Regions from separate parts of the Homo sapiens genome. Here region 2 is linked to region 1. The links are chromatin contacts, found by Hi-C or POLR2A ChIA-PET in ENCODE. All regions are on one chromosome and are shown on one strand. Each heading gives the region's core, a stretch centred on a gene start or an enhancer-like site at or near the end of the contact. The rest is flanking DNA. Distances are from core to core; before and after follow the strand shown. Region 1 holds the start of FRMPD3-AS1 (FRMPD3 antisense RNA 1). Region 2 holds the start of FRMPD3 (FERM and PDZ domain containing 3).

Region 1 (6,464 bases), core at 2,339-4,838:
AAGGCATTTATCAACTCCATGTATAATCAATACTGTAATCACTTTCTGCAGTGATCTCCAGCTCTGGATTTCATTGTGCTATATTGTCTGCTGCCAACAAATTGCCCCTTTGGCTCAGGATGAGAAGTCTAAGGTTCCTTTAGCTCAATGGTTCTTAATCTTGGCTGCATTTGGAAATCATCAGAAGCTTGAAAAAAATACTGATGCTCAGACCTCACCCCCAGGAATTCTGATGTAATTGGTCTGTGGTGGGCCCTGGGCTTCAGGATTTTTAAAAGCTCCTCCCAGCATTTCTACTATGCAGCCAGGACTGACACTCACTGCCTGAGTTCCTGCTGGACTCAGGTGAAAGAAGTGGTTTTTTGCAATCTCCCCTCTGTGGGAATGAGATTGCTGGCTCTGACAGAGCCAGCTGGGACCAGGGCCCAAGACACAATGAGGACGTTTGTTTCTGATGTGTATCTTAGGGCCCTGCCCTCCTGTGGCTGATTGGGTAAATGAATCTCAACTGCAGTGTAAATGGTAGATAATAGCTTAACGTATTCCCAGCTGGCAGGGACCTTCAGGGCCTTAACACAAAGAAATTCCTGATTGTAGGACTCAGGCTCCATGGCAAGGCCCATAGGGGTGGTGGTTTGAAGTAGCCCCAAACCTGATTCACTCCCTAGTCCTCTTCATCTCAGTAAATGGCAAGTCCATTCTTTCAGTTGAAGTCTCTCTTTTTCTCACTCTCATATCCAATCAGTCAACATATCATCCTAATTCAGTATTCAAAATATATCCAGAATTCATTCACTTTTCAACTCCATCAGTACCATCCTAGCCCAAGCCTCCATTATGTTTTAACCATATTATTGCAGTTACAAATATTGTACTTAGAGACCCCCAACTGGTCTCCATGCTCTTGCCATTGCCCTTCTACACTCTGTTTTCCACACAGCAACCAGAGGCTTCCTTTTAAAATGCACATCAGACTCTGTTCAATCAAATCCCTCTAGTGGAGTGAAATCCAAAGTTCTCACCGTGGTTTACAAGGTCCTACATGACCCAGCCCCCAGCTGCCTCTCTGAGCATCTCCCCTCTTGCTCCCCCTCCATCACGCCACTCCAGCCACCTTGGCCTTCCTTGCTGTTCTTCATACACCTCAATTCACTTCAGGGCCTTTACTGTAGTTTCTGCCCAGAAGCCTTTCTCCAGATAACCTGGTGGCTGTCTCTCCCTCACTTCCTTAAGTTTCTGCTTAATGTCTCATCCTCAGAGAGGTCTTCCCTGACCATCCTGTCTAAAATAACCTCCCCCAGTGGCCGGGCGCCGTGGCTCATACCTGTATCCCAGCACTTTGGGAGGCCGAAGTGGGTGGATCACTTGAGGTCAGTAGTTCGAGACCAGCCTGGCCAACATGGTGAAACCCCGTCTCTACCAAAAATACAAAAATTAGCTGGGCATGGTGATGCCTGCCTGTAATCCCAGCTACTCGGGAGACTGAGGCAGGGGAATCACTTGAACCGCGGAGACAGAGGTTGCAGTGAGCCGAGATCGCACCACTGCACTCTAGCCTGGGCGACAGAGCAAGACTCCTTCTCAGAAAAAAAAAAAAAAAAAATTAAAAATATAACCCGCACAATCCTACTTGTGGATATATATCCAAGGGAATTGAAATTAGTATGCCAAAGAGCCATCTGCATTCCCATGTTCGTGGCAGCACTATTCACCATAGCCAAGATAGGGAAACAACCTAAGTGTCTGCCATCAACAGATGAATGGATGAAGAAAATGTGGTATAAATACACAGTGGAATACTATTCAGTCTTTAAGAAGAAGTAAATCCTGTCATTTGCTACAACATGGATGAACTTGGAAGACATTATCCTAAGTGAAATAATAATAATAATTATTATAAGCCAGACACAGAAAGACAAATACCACATGATCTCACTTACATGCGGAATCTAAAAAAGTCAAAATCATAGAAGTGGAGCATAGAATGGTGATCACTAGAGGCTAAGGTTGGGAGGGAGTGGGGAGATGCTGTTCAAAGGATACAAAGGCTCAGTTAGACAGGAGGAATAAGTTTTTGAGATCTATTGCACAGCATGATGACTATAGTTAATAATAATGTATTATGTATTTCAAAATTGCTAAAATAATACCCTCACTACTCCCACTCTAACTCACTCATTCTCTTGTGTAGTCCTTTACCCTGCCTTATTTTTCCTCAAAGTCCTTCTTTGCTACCTAAAAGATATTTATCGTCTGTCTATTCCTGCTGGAATGGATGCTCCATGAGGCCAGGGAGTTTTGTCTGTCTTATTCACTGCTCTATCCCTCATCACCTAGAACAGTGTGTGGCATGTAGTAGGCCCTTGCTAAATTTGTCAAAAGAATGAATAAACGCCCCCCCAAAGACAATGAGGATGCCCCTCAGCACGACTCCTGTATTCCTAATTGCTGGGCCTTACAGAGCTCAGCAGGGAGCTAGAATCCAAGGGGCACCCAGGAAAGGCTTAGTTTCCAGTGTTTGCTAATCATGCTTCTGATAAAATTGTGGGAGAGTTTTCAAGAACTAAAAAGCCAGCCAGGCATGGTGGCCTGTAAGCCCAGTACTTTGGGAGGCTGAGGCAGGTGGATCACCTAAGGTCAGGAGTTCAAGACCAGCCTGGCCAACATGGTGAGACCCCATCTCTACTAAAAATACAAAATTAGCTGGGTGTGGTGGCACATGACTGTAATCCCAGCTACTCAGGAGGCAAGGCTGGAGAATCGCTTGAACCCAGGGAGCGGAGGTTGCAGTGAGCCGAGATTGCACCATTGCACTCCAGCCTAGGCGACAAGAGTGAAACTCCGTCTAAAAATAAATAAATAAATACAAGCCTGGCTGATTTTTTGGGCATTTCTTACAGAATTGGATAAACAAAGTGGTGCAGAGCCCAAAACTAGAAAGCCAGAAGACTTGGGTTAAATCTCTCACATCTCTATTCCCCAATAGTGTAGTAACTGTGGATAAATCCTTTTGGAGTGCTAGGTCTCCTTTCTCCCACATCTAAAATAGTATTTATTATGCAACTCCTTCCTAGGGGCAGGACATGTCTGTGAGGTGAACAAGATCATTTCTGTAAATTATTTGGGATGCTTATATTCAGATATAATAATAATAATAAAAAGACACCCTTTAGGTCTATCTCACTGTAAGAAAACCAAATATATAAAAACTCAATGTATGTTATTACTAAAGAACTTTTGCAAACTCCCCTAGGCCTAGAGTATTAATAATGGGGTTCAATCTACCCAAATTCAATTCATGCCCAGCTGTTTCAGAACACACCAATTACATAGGGAAGCATTTAGCACATTGCCTTGCAACTAATAGGTAATTAATATTTGTTTATTGACTCCTTGATCAGTAATGCAAAGTGTACCTGTACTGGGACATCTTAACTCTGACGTGACAAAGGTTAGGCTTTCCCTAGATATGGAGAACTCACCATCTCTCTGTTCTTTTTCCAGTCCCCCAAATCTGCTTTCATCAGTGCTGCGAAGAAGGCCAAGTTGAGGTCCAATCCTGTGAAGGTTCGATTTTCTGAGCAGGTGGCAGTTGGAGAAACAGATGCAGTAAGTGTAGCTTTGGCTCCCTCTCCTCAGCCCCTGGCCATAATCTGCCTGGCTGTCAAGCTCTCGCTCTGGGGCTTCTTATAGTGGACAGCTTTCCGAATGGGTTAGAGTGGGAGCGTCCAGGTGCTGGAGGGGGAAAAGTAGTGAGTGAAGAGGGATACGTGACATCCAGAGAGGCCCCAGGCATTGTGGGGAGAAGGAATATATATTGATTCACTCAAGATCCTTCTGATGCTTAGAGAAATTTCCATCCCTAACACAGTAGCTTACACTCAAAGCAAGTGCTCCATAAACATCTTTTGCTACTTGATAGAAACAGGAAGGAAATAATGGCTTCCTGAAGACTCAGGGAATGAGTGGCTGGTGAAATTGAGCTCTCTTCACATTTAAGTGATCTTGCAACTCCACATCTTGACCAGAAAAGGCCATGCAGTGGTGAGTAAAGTTGCCTAAAGGAAATGATACAGACTCTCATTAAGTCACCAAGTTTTTATTAGGCACCTGCTATGTTCTTAGCACCAGAGGGGAGGCAAAATAAATACCTGTTCCCTGCTACCAGATACCTCTCAGCAATGTTGAGGGGGACAAGAGGTTCAGATTGAGACAATACAAAATCTACTACGGGGTGGTATTGTTTCGAAAGACAGGTAATATTTGACAGCCCATGCCATGCAGCTGCCAATTTGGGGAGTCTTGGCCAGCCACAGTGTTTCTCACTGCTTTGGGAGGTTTACATGCAGTGAACTGTCGGCTCCAGATGTGCAAATGAGAAGAGGCAGGTGAAGAGCAGAAAAGAAGTGTGTTAAGCAGTCATGCATTCTGGCCGAGTCCTTCAGGAATCTGCAGAAGTTAGTGATAACCTGGTGGGGACAGAGGGGATAGCTAGAGCTAACAGGCACTTGTGTGCTTTTGATAGCTGTGATGGGCAGAGCTGTCTGGAGGCCCTTGGCATTTACGTACTGAGGAACAGCCACAGTTGTTGGGAGAAGATAGCAGGCCCAGAGCAGGGAAATCAGCAGGGTGCCAGGCGCTTCTATATTATTTAAGGCAGAATTAGTGAGAAGAAGGTATAGAGGACACAGGTGTCTTCCATCTCCATTTCCCTGACTCTCATTCCCAAACTCAGTCTATGCCCTCCTCCATCTCTGCATGAGGAAGGCTGGCAAACCCAGGGGACTACAGGACCCCACTGGGCAAGCTGTCTGAATAATTGATGGTTGGGATCTGTGTCAATCCTAGAAGAAAAGTTTTAAGAGAAGTGATCATTGATGAGCAGAGGGGAAAAGGAGTAATATGGAGTCCCTGCAAATCAGGGTGAAACAGACCCCGAGGTCCAAGTCACCAGGAGGATATGTGTGTCCTGAATGCTTGAAAACCCAGAGGACGTATGACTTGGATTTGGTAAGTATGAACAGGCTTATCCTATGCCATCTCAACATTGCAGAGTAATCAGTCAAGGGCAGGCCACCCAGTGAAGAACTCCTTCCCTTCCTCCCCACTCCCCTCCCCTCTCTTCTCTTCCTCTCCCTTCTACTTCCCCTTCTCCACTTTCTCCTTCTTCCACCATGATTCCCCTCTCCATACGTCACAGCTAGGTTACAGGCACAGCTAGTCTACAGGCGTAACGATGCCCCCCACTCCAGTCTATTCTGAATGCAAATGCCACAGAGTAGCTAGGACCCACCTAGAGTGACCTCATTCTCTCGGACAGGCCACCAGGCATAGTGTGAGGCTCTTGTCTGGGTGAGAGACAGACATCAATCTTCCAACTCTCACTGCACTCGTGAAATTACCTGGTGTTACAACATCACCCTCCTCCATGCTGCCGCCAGTATGGACCATAGCAGCCTCATCACAGGTCGGGAGCCGGGGGAGTCCAGGCCCAAGTGACTCCAGGCTCTCCTATCAACCCTTTCCTTTCGTGTTCCAAGGCTTTATTAAGCAGCCAGAGCAAAAATAAATCCTGTGGGTGATCCTTGCCAGCTCTATTTTTAAGCAAATTCAATTAAGTAATTATCTGAGTCCAACCCAGTGTGCTAAATAAAACCTGCCACCACTGGGATCCGGGGCCGCTGGGCCTGGCAGGAGCAAGGCATCTCAAGATCAGGGAGGGGACCAGGGAGTCACACTCTTCCAATTTTATATCCCACCACTTCCCACCTTGTTTCCACAGCCAAGCTTGTCTCTTGGCTCCTCACCACCATCAACCATACCCCAACCCAGGAGGATTTGCTTGTTCCTCTTTCCATGCTTTGTCCATGATCCATGACAGTCTCTAGGTCTAGACTGTTCTCATCTGGCTTCTCAAATCATCCACACCCACTGTCTCCTTCAAAATCAAAATCCAATTTGCCTTATCTAGGAAACTTTAGCCATCTTATACCTGTTGGTTTGCTTTGGTTTTATAATGTGTATGTGTGCCAAGTCACTACAACAAGAATTTAAGACTGGATTTAAATCTCCTGTAGCTCTCATAGAGACTTAGCATAGTGTTGGGCATACAGTAGAGGTTCAATGAATGCCCAGTGAATTAAGGAATCTGGTTATCTCTGCAGCTTTTCCATTCCTATAGAACTGATGATGATGTTGGCCCAGGGAAATGGTTGGGATGAGAGTGATCATTCAGTAAGTGCACATCAAGCACCTACTGCCCATTCATTCAGCAGCCATTTATTGCGCACCAAATGTGTGCCAGGAACTTTGTTTAGTGTTGGGACTACAAAGATAAATAGGACATGGTCTTTGTGCTCTCATTTCACCATTTGATTGTGAAAGACAAATATCCTTCAAAAATATGATAAAGGTGAGTTTCGGCAGCATAGTGAGACCCTGTCTCTACAAAAAGTAAAAAATTT
Region 2 (6,464 bases), core at 2,291-4,790, 96 kb before region 1:
TGTAAAATGCCATCACAGTGCCTGGCCCATAAAGTGATAAATAAAAGCAATAATAATTATTATTATGAATTATCATGTGGTTGGAATCCAGGTTCCACTACTTACTGCTACATGAGTCTTGGCTTCCTCTTCTGTAAAATAAGAATAATGATGTTACCTGGTAAGAGGGCTGTGGTGATCCTGAAATGAGTTAATACATGTAATGCTCTCAGGGCTGGCTGGAGGTCCTACCAGCAGAGTTGAACTAATTGTACCCCTGAGATGAAGAACTGCTGTCCTTTTCCTAGGAGTGGTAGCAGCATGCCTAGCTCACAGTTAAGTGTTGGATCAATAAATGGTAGTCAGTATTACTATTATTACTAGAGGCCAGGATACTCTCTGTCTATTCATCCGTGGATTCTCAGTTAATGGCGAGTTGGTTGCCTGGTTATTAAGTGCTGATTTCAGAGCAAAGTGCTAGTGAAGCCAGGCTGCCTCCATTCACTCTCAGTATGTAGGGAAGAAAAACAGTCACTTATTATGTTCATCTCAATGTATTGGTTTCAATGGGAAATAGACTTCTGGCTGGAACGTCTTCATTTGTCATCAAATTGTCCTCAGATTTGAAGAGACTGAACTCTTGCCCCAGGGGCCCTCACCAAATTTCAGTGCAACTGGATCCAGGGTCTCCCTTTTGCATGAAAGTGTTTATTTTGCTGCATTTTGGTACAGGGTTAAGAACACTGAAGAATCTTCACCATGCTCTCTCTGTACCCCATCTCCATCATTTCTATTGGACATGGGAAGTACACACAACTTGTCAAACAACAAAAATAAGAACAAGAAAATCCCAGCTACATGATTTTCTGGGGTGAGAGTTCTCTCTCCTTGGAAGTGAAACAAGCTAGTGTTCATCAAGTCCTGAGAACTCACTTTAATCGAGAGCAAGAAACAATGCAAATGCTGCATCACTTCAGACTGGAATTAGGCAGAATATGAACAGAAAAAGGAACCTTTAAATAGATGACTAGGAGGCAAATTCGTTTTGAGAAAGAACGACAGCTAACATTTACTGAGACCTTTTATATCTGTTATCTCATTCAACACTTCCAATAACTCCATAAGGTAGATTCTGCCATCGTCTTCATTTCACAGGTAAGGCTTAAAGAAGTTAAGTGAGCTACCTGAGATCACATCACTAGTAAGAAGCAGATTCTGAAAGCCATGCACCTAATCGCTATCCTAAACCAGACAGTGCCTCACTGGTCACCCAGGAGCCCTCAGATGTGCATTTGTCCAGTGACACAGTTCCTCTCAATACTCTTTCCTGCTTCACCACCCCTTCTTTATTTTGTTTACCACAAAGCAGCTTGAATGGAGCCTGAGCATGTGCTTTGAGTGAGCCCAGAAAGCAGCAGAGGAGGGCCAATCAGATTCGTGAGAGGCATTTATTTTAGTTCTTAACCCATGAGCTTTATTGTAATAACTGATACAAACCAATTTGTTGGGACCTGTGTTATTAATATTAATAAAGACTGAACTAGGTGAGGCTCAGGAGACCCTGGAGGGGATCCCACCTCCTGAGACACCACCCCAAGAAAATCTGCCAGGGACAGTCTGGCTGGAAATATTATTATTCATACTGGACAGCTGGTTCCTGGCTCCCTCTCCAGTCCCTGGAGATGGGAGGCCAATTCTTCCCTGTTTCTCTTCATCTCTTTCCTTCAGAAGGATTAGAAATAAAGTCTGAGTCACTTTTCTGGCTAGCCTTTTTTTTTTTTTTTTGCACTAGCTCAGTGTGTCTGTGGCCCCACATGTGACTGACTCCATGTGTGTCCCTTTGTGTGTGCTGTGTTCCTCAGAGCATCTTCTCAGGTTGGGCTCTGCCTGTGCATTTGCAGGGAATGTTGTGTGTTTCTCTCCCTGCATGTCTTCACTTTCACTTGTCATCCGCTTTTAATAATTCCATCAGCTTGGTTTACCAGCTTAGGCTACTCCCATCCAGATGCAGGGAATTTCCATCCTTTTTTCAAGGTGGGAAGTGCCAGGAAGAAAGCAAAAGTGTGCTCAGTGGACCGATGGCCAAATCTGCTAGTCAGCTACTCCACTGCTGAGCCCAGCTGTGGGAAGCCACGGAGCCCTGTGCCCGGAGCTCTCCTCTGTATCCTGGAAATTCCGTGCAGCCTAGGAGAACAGCCCTTGTCCCACAATTGCCCCTCAGTAGCCCTCCGGCCTCTTCTGAAGCTTTAACCAAGTGCTTGAAAAGAACCGAAAGTGAGGAAATATTCCAACTAGAATGGATCCCTTTGTGCCAACAGCCTCCTTTAGAGTTCAGGAACACAGAGGAAATCGAGGAGGGCTGACTTTTCACCTTAGAACTCACAAGGCCCAAATGTGCCAATGTTTAACTGTCTCTCCGAGGTGCTTCTGACACCCGGAAATTCACCATGTATTTGGCATCACCAGGAGCTCCTCAACTCCACTGCTTCCTCCTGCTTCTCTCTTCCCTGGCCTTAACTTCACCACCCAGACCCACTGTCCAGCTTCCCAGTCTCTCTGGGTCCCCACTGAGGCTGCCCTTTTTGGGGAAGGAAGAGTGGCCTTTTTTCTTGGCCCTCAAAACTCCTCTGAAGGGGTCTGGAGCCCGCTGGGAGACCAAGAGCTTCTCTTGAATCTCGGCTGCTGCATGTTTAGTATTCACAGCATGTCTCTAAAAAACGTCCTGAGATCATTCATCAGGCACTGTGCTGTGTGCCTAGCTGCTCTCCTTCCGGGTGTGTGTGTGTGGCCAGGACCCTCCCTCCATCTGCTGGTGAACACACATGCACACACACCTTAACCTTTTTCCCTTTTCACCAAACCAATCGCATTTTCTAAGCAGACCTTTGCCAGCTGGCAGATCGCTCCCTTACTGAGGTGGGCTCCTGGCGTTGGGCCTGGGCTCGAAGCCGCTCACACTCCAGTGCTGGGGAGAGGCGCTGAGAGCAGGAGCCCGAGCCGAAACTCAAGGTGCGTGTGGATGTTTGCGATGGTGACCAGGAGGGGAGCTGCAGGGAGGGCATCCCCAGCAGAAGGCGAGCAAACAAGGGGCGAGAAGCAAGGTCAGGGGCCAGGGAACGGAGTCTCCGAAGCAAGCGTTCCTGCTGCCCCTTCTCCGCAGTTCACTCCCCGCCCCCCTTTCCCGGGTTCACTTTGGAAATTGGCTTGCCCTCTCGGCAGCCAGCAGTTCCCGGCAGAGTCCGGCCGTAACGGTCAGATTCAAGAAGTGAGGCAGCGCCAGGCTGGGTGGCTGGGTTGCTGGGTTGTTCTTGGGAGATTCTTTCCCCAATTGTCAATTTTTTGCTTATTTTTAGTAGTGACCCGAGCCAGGAACTGCGCCTTTAAGCCGCTTTCCCATTCGGGGAAATCGACGCCAGCACTCGAGGGTCGGGAGGCGCCGGAGAGGCCCCTCATTCTGCACTCCCCTCTTTCCTCCCCCTCCCCCTCCCCCCGCCCCTTCTCCCCTCCCCTCCTCGGCCGTCCGGCCGCCTCGCCGCCATCCGTCACCTCGCAGCCTGCCGCACTCCTGGAGCGAGAGAGCGACGAGCGAGCCACGGCGATGGTGCCGCCCGCGGCGCAGCCATGAAGCCCGCCCGAGGAGCCCGCGCGCGCTCCTGCCATCCTGCCCGCAGCCCGCCGCCTGCGCGCCAGCTCCCCGCGTCCCGGGCCAGCTGCTGCCGCCCTGCCAACCTCTGCCCGCCCCGCCGCCCGGCGCCACTGAGCCCCAAGCCCATGCCGGGCTCGGGGGCACGGGTGCCCTAGTCCCGCTGCCGCCGCCGCCGCCGCCGCCGCTGCGCCGCCGCTGCCGCGCCGCTGAGGAGGCGGAGGAGGAGGAGGAGGAGGAGGAAGAGGAGGAGGAAGAGGAGGGGGAGGAAGGTAAGAGGCGCGCTGCCTTCAGGGGGGCGCGCCCGCTGTCTCAGCCCAACCGGGGGTGGGTCGCGGCGGGAGCGTTCCGCCCCGGGCCGGCTGGGGGGCGACTGGCGCTTGGGCGCCCCCGGGAGCCGGGGGCAGGGCGGGGGGCGCCGAACGTCTGGCCGCCCGGAGTTTGGGCGGGCGGGGTAACGGCCCGTTGCGTGCCCACTGCCCCGGCGAGTCTCTGGCTTGGCGGGCTCGTTTGGCCTCCGCGGGTGCGGGGTGAGGAGTCGAGCGCAGGGGAGTGCAGCGCGTTCATTATGGAGCCTTTGTGTGCGCGCCTGGGCTGTGGGCACAGTTGGGAGAGCTGGCGAGACGCGGGGCCTGGCTGCTAGGAGGTGGCCACTTAGCCGGGGTGCCCGGCGAAGCCCGAGCCCAGGGGCTGCCAGAAACAGCTGTCTGAAGCATGTGCGTGGTTCCCGGGGCCATGTTCACAAGCGGACACGGAGGCGCACACACACGCACACACAGCCGCACAACATACCCGGCGCTCAGCCACACAGTCAGCCCCATGCAAAGACCACACACACACACACACACACACACACACACACACACACAGAGAGAGAGAGAGAGAGCGCGAGCTACACTTGCCCCCTCCCACCAAGATGCTAATAAAGCTCAAACACATATACAGATACATGCACCTCCCCCTAGCGCTGCTAAAACATGCACACACAAACACACTCCTCTACTCCCCAGCCTAGTGCTTTGGAGGTTGGAGAGTGTGTGTGTGTATGTGAGTGTGTGTGTGTTTTCTCAGAGTGGTCTTGAGAAACTACATGACAACTGCACATTACTGCAGATCCAGTACCTGCTGCTTCCCCCCAATACACACCCAGCAACCCCCCGTCACACGCAGCTACTGTAGACACCTCCACCAGAGCCCTTAAGAACCCCATTCTGGCAAAAAGCGTGCCCAACTCTGGTAGTCATACCCTCCACGCTCGAGCTGTTGGGTTTCCTGCACACACACACCACAGCCCCATACACACACACTGAAACCACTGCAGGGGCAAATGTTTGACACCTTCCCCCAGAAGCAGGTGGCACCTCCACCCTTGCAGCTGCAACTAAAGAGCCCCAGATGACAGCAAACGCCGAATTCTGCTAGACCTGCCCCTCCCCTTGGCATCTTGGTCCAGGTGCAAAACCCTGGAGTCCACCGGGTGGTCTTAGCATCCTGCAGCTCTTACGGAGGGCGGGGCAGTCTCTGGACTCCTGCCTTCGGAGGAACTGCTATAAGCGCAAGGCTCCCTTGGGGGCGCCCTTCTCGAAGTGGAGGGTGGGGGATTCTATGCTGACTCAGAGCGAAGCACCAAGTGAGTTTTCCCAGCTGGAGACCGGGGTAAATGGCGAACTCCACCTGGGCCTAGAGGACCCGGGATAGTGTGCCAGTTCAGCCACAGAGGCCCTCAGCTTGGAGGCCCTGCCCCTCCCTCGCCTTCCTTGCCCATGAAGCTCACTGCAGGAGAAGCAGGGGGAACCCAGCTGCCAGCTTCTTGGGAGCTAAGAGAGGCTTTTCGGGAAGCCTTTGCTGTTTCCGCTGAGCAAAGAGATCTTGCTCTACCCGGGGAGACCTCAACAAGACTTGGCCGTGCCCAAGCAAACATGCCAGCGTCTACCCAATTTCATGGCTTGTTTTTTTGTTTGTTTGTTTTTGTATTTCATGTGAAAGGACTAATTCAACCTTAGCAGCTTGTCATGAAGGCACCCCTGAGGTTAAATAAGGCATAATGTATTGTGGATGGGGGAAACAAGGTTGAGGGGAGCAAGGACTAGTGGGTTTTACTGTTTTAAGTAGAGATGCGGAGTTAGAATGTAGACCGTGGTAAAATCGTGACGGCGATGGCTTCTACGTCAGAGCCCCTTCCCTGCTCCTGCCCCTCCCGTCGGCTGCTCAGGGCTCCTCTGGGTCCTCTCCCCCGCCCCCTTAGATTATTTAGGCGGGGCTTTGCTCACTGCTCGGGCAAATTTGATGACAGAATCCCTGCCAGGCCAAGGTGTTAATAGCTGATAGAGGTTTACTGCTTACACCTCACAGGTAACATTTGCATTTTTAAAGGACACAGAGGAGTGACTCTGTTGGTGGGGCTTTCAGGCACCTGTGGCAGGACTCAGGCAGGAGCAGTTTGTGGACAACCTCATCTGTCTACTCTACTGTCTGTGCCTAGGCCAGAGTTATGGGTGATGTGTGTGTGGGAGTGAGGGTGTCAGAAGGTGAGATGTAATTGTGGAGGGTTTTGAGGCCCACAAAGAGAAGGTTTCAATTGACTTGAGAGGCAATTGGGAGCCACTGCCAGATTCTGAGAAAGGAGGGAATAAGATATAAGCAGGAAAGAAACACTCATTGCTGCATGTGGAGAGAATATCCCCTATCTCTCGCTGGCACCCAACACCACAACCGCCTTGCAGTTGTGGGCTGAAGGCCACCAGGGAGAGGAGACTGGCCAGGGGAGGGTGGCAGCTGCCCCAGGCTTCTGGCCCTGAGGGTTTCCCAGATATGTGAGGCATTCTGCTGAGTGGCCAGACTA

Evidence for each region. Hi-C counts contacts between places; a loop is a spot of excess contacts on that map. ChIA-PET counts read pairs that join two places held with the same protein, here RNA polymerase II (POLR2A). Pooled maps may share reads with other maps.
Region 2: a loop to region 1 is called in a map of OCI-LY7, with 3 times the contacts of the local background. The contact joins the promoter of FRMPD3 here to the promoter of FRMPD3-AS1 in region 1. A Hi-C loop is called at or near these places in 1 of 168 maps with a recorded cell type or tissue (OCI-LY7) and 3 of 50 pooled maps. POLR2A ChIA-PET finds 5 or more read pairs at or near these places in 1 of 52 experiments (OCI-LY7).

What each region holds. Positions count from the first base shown.
Region 1 is chrX:107,542,233-107,548,696 of GRCh38, forward strand. It overlaps FRMPD3-AS1 (FRMPD3 antisense RNA 1), which reads right to left and starts at 3,589. Exons shown (of 2, transcript NR_046750.1): 1 at 3,483-3,589. FRMPD3 (FERM and PDZ domain containing 3) reads left to right here. Exons shown (of 15, transcript NM_001388459.1): 5 at 3,505-3,609.
Region 2 is chrX:107,446,112-107,452,575 of GRCh38, forward strand. FRMPD3 (FERM and PDZ domain containing 3) reads left to right here and starts at 3,541. Exons shown (of 15, transcript NM_001388459.1): 1 at 3,541-3,894. RefSeq lists enhancers at 2,413-2,913, 4,748-5,662.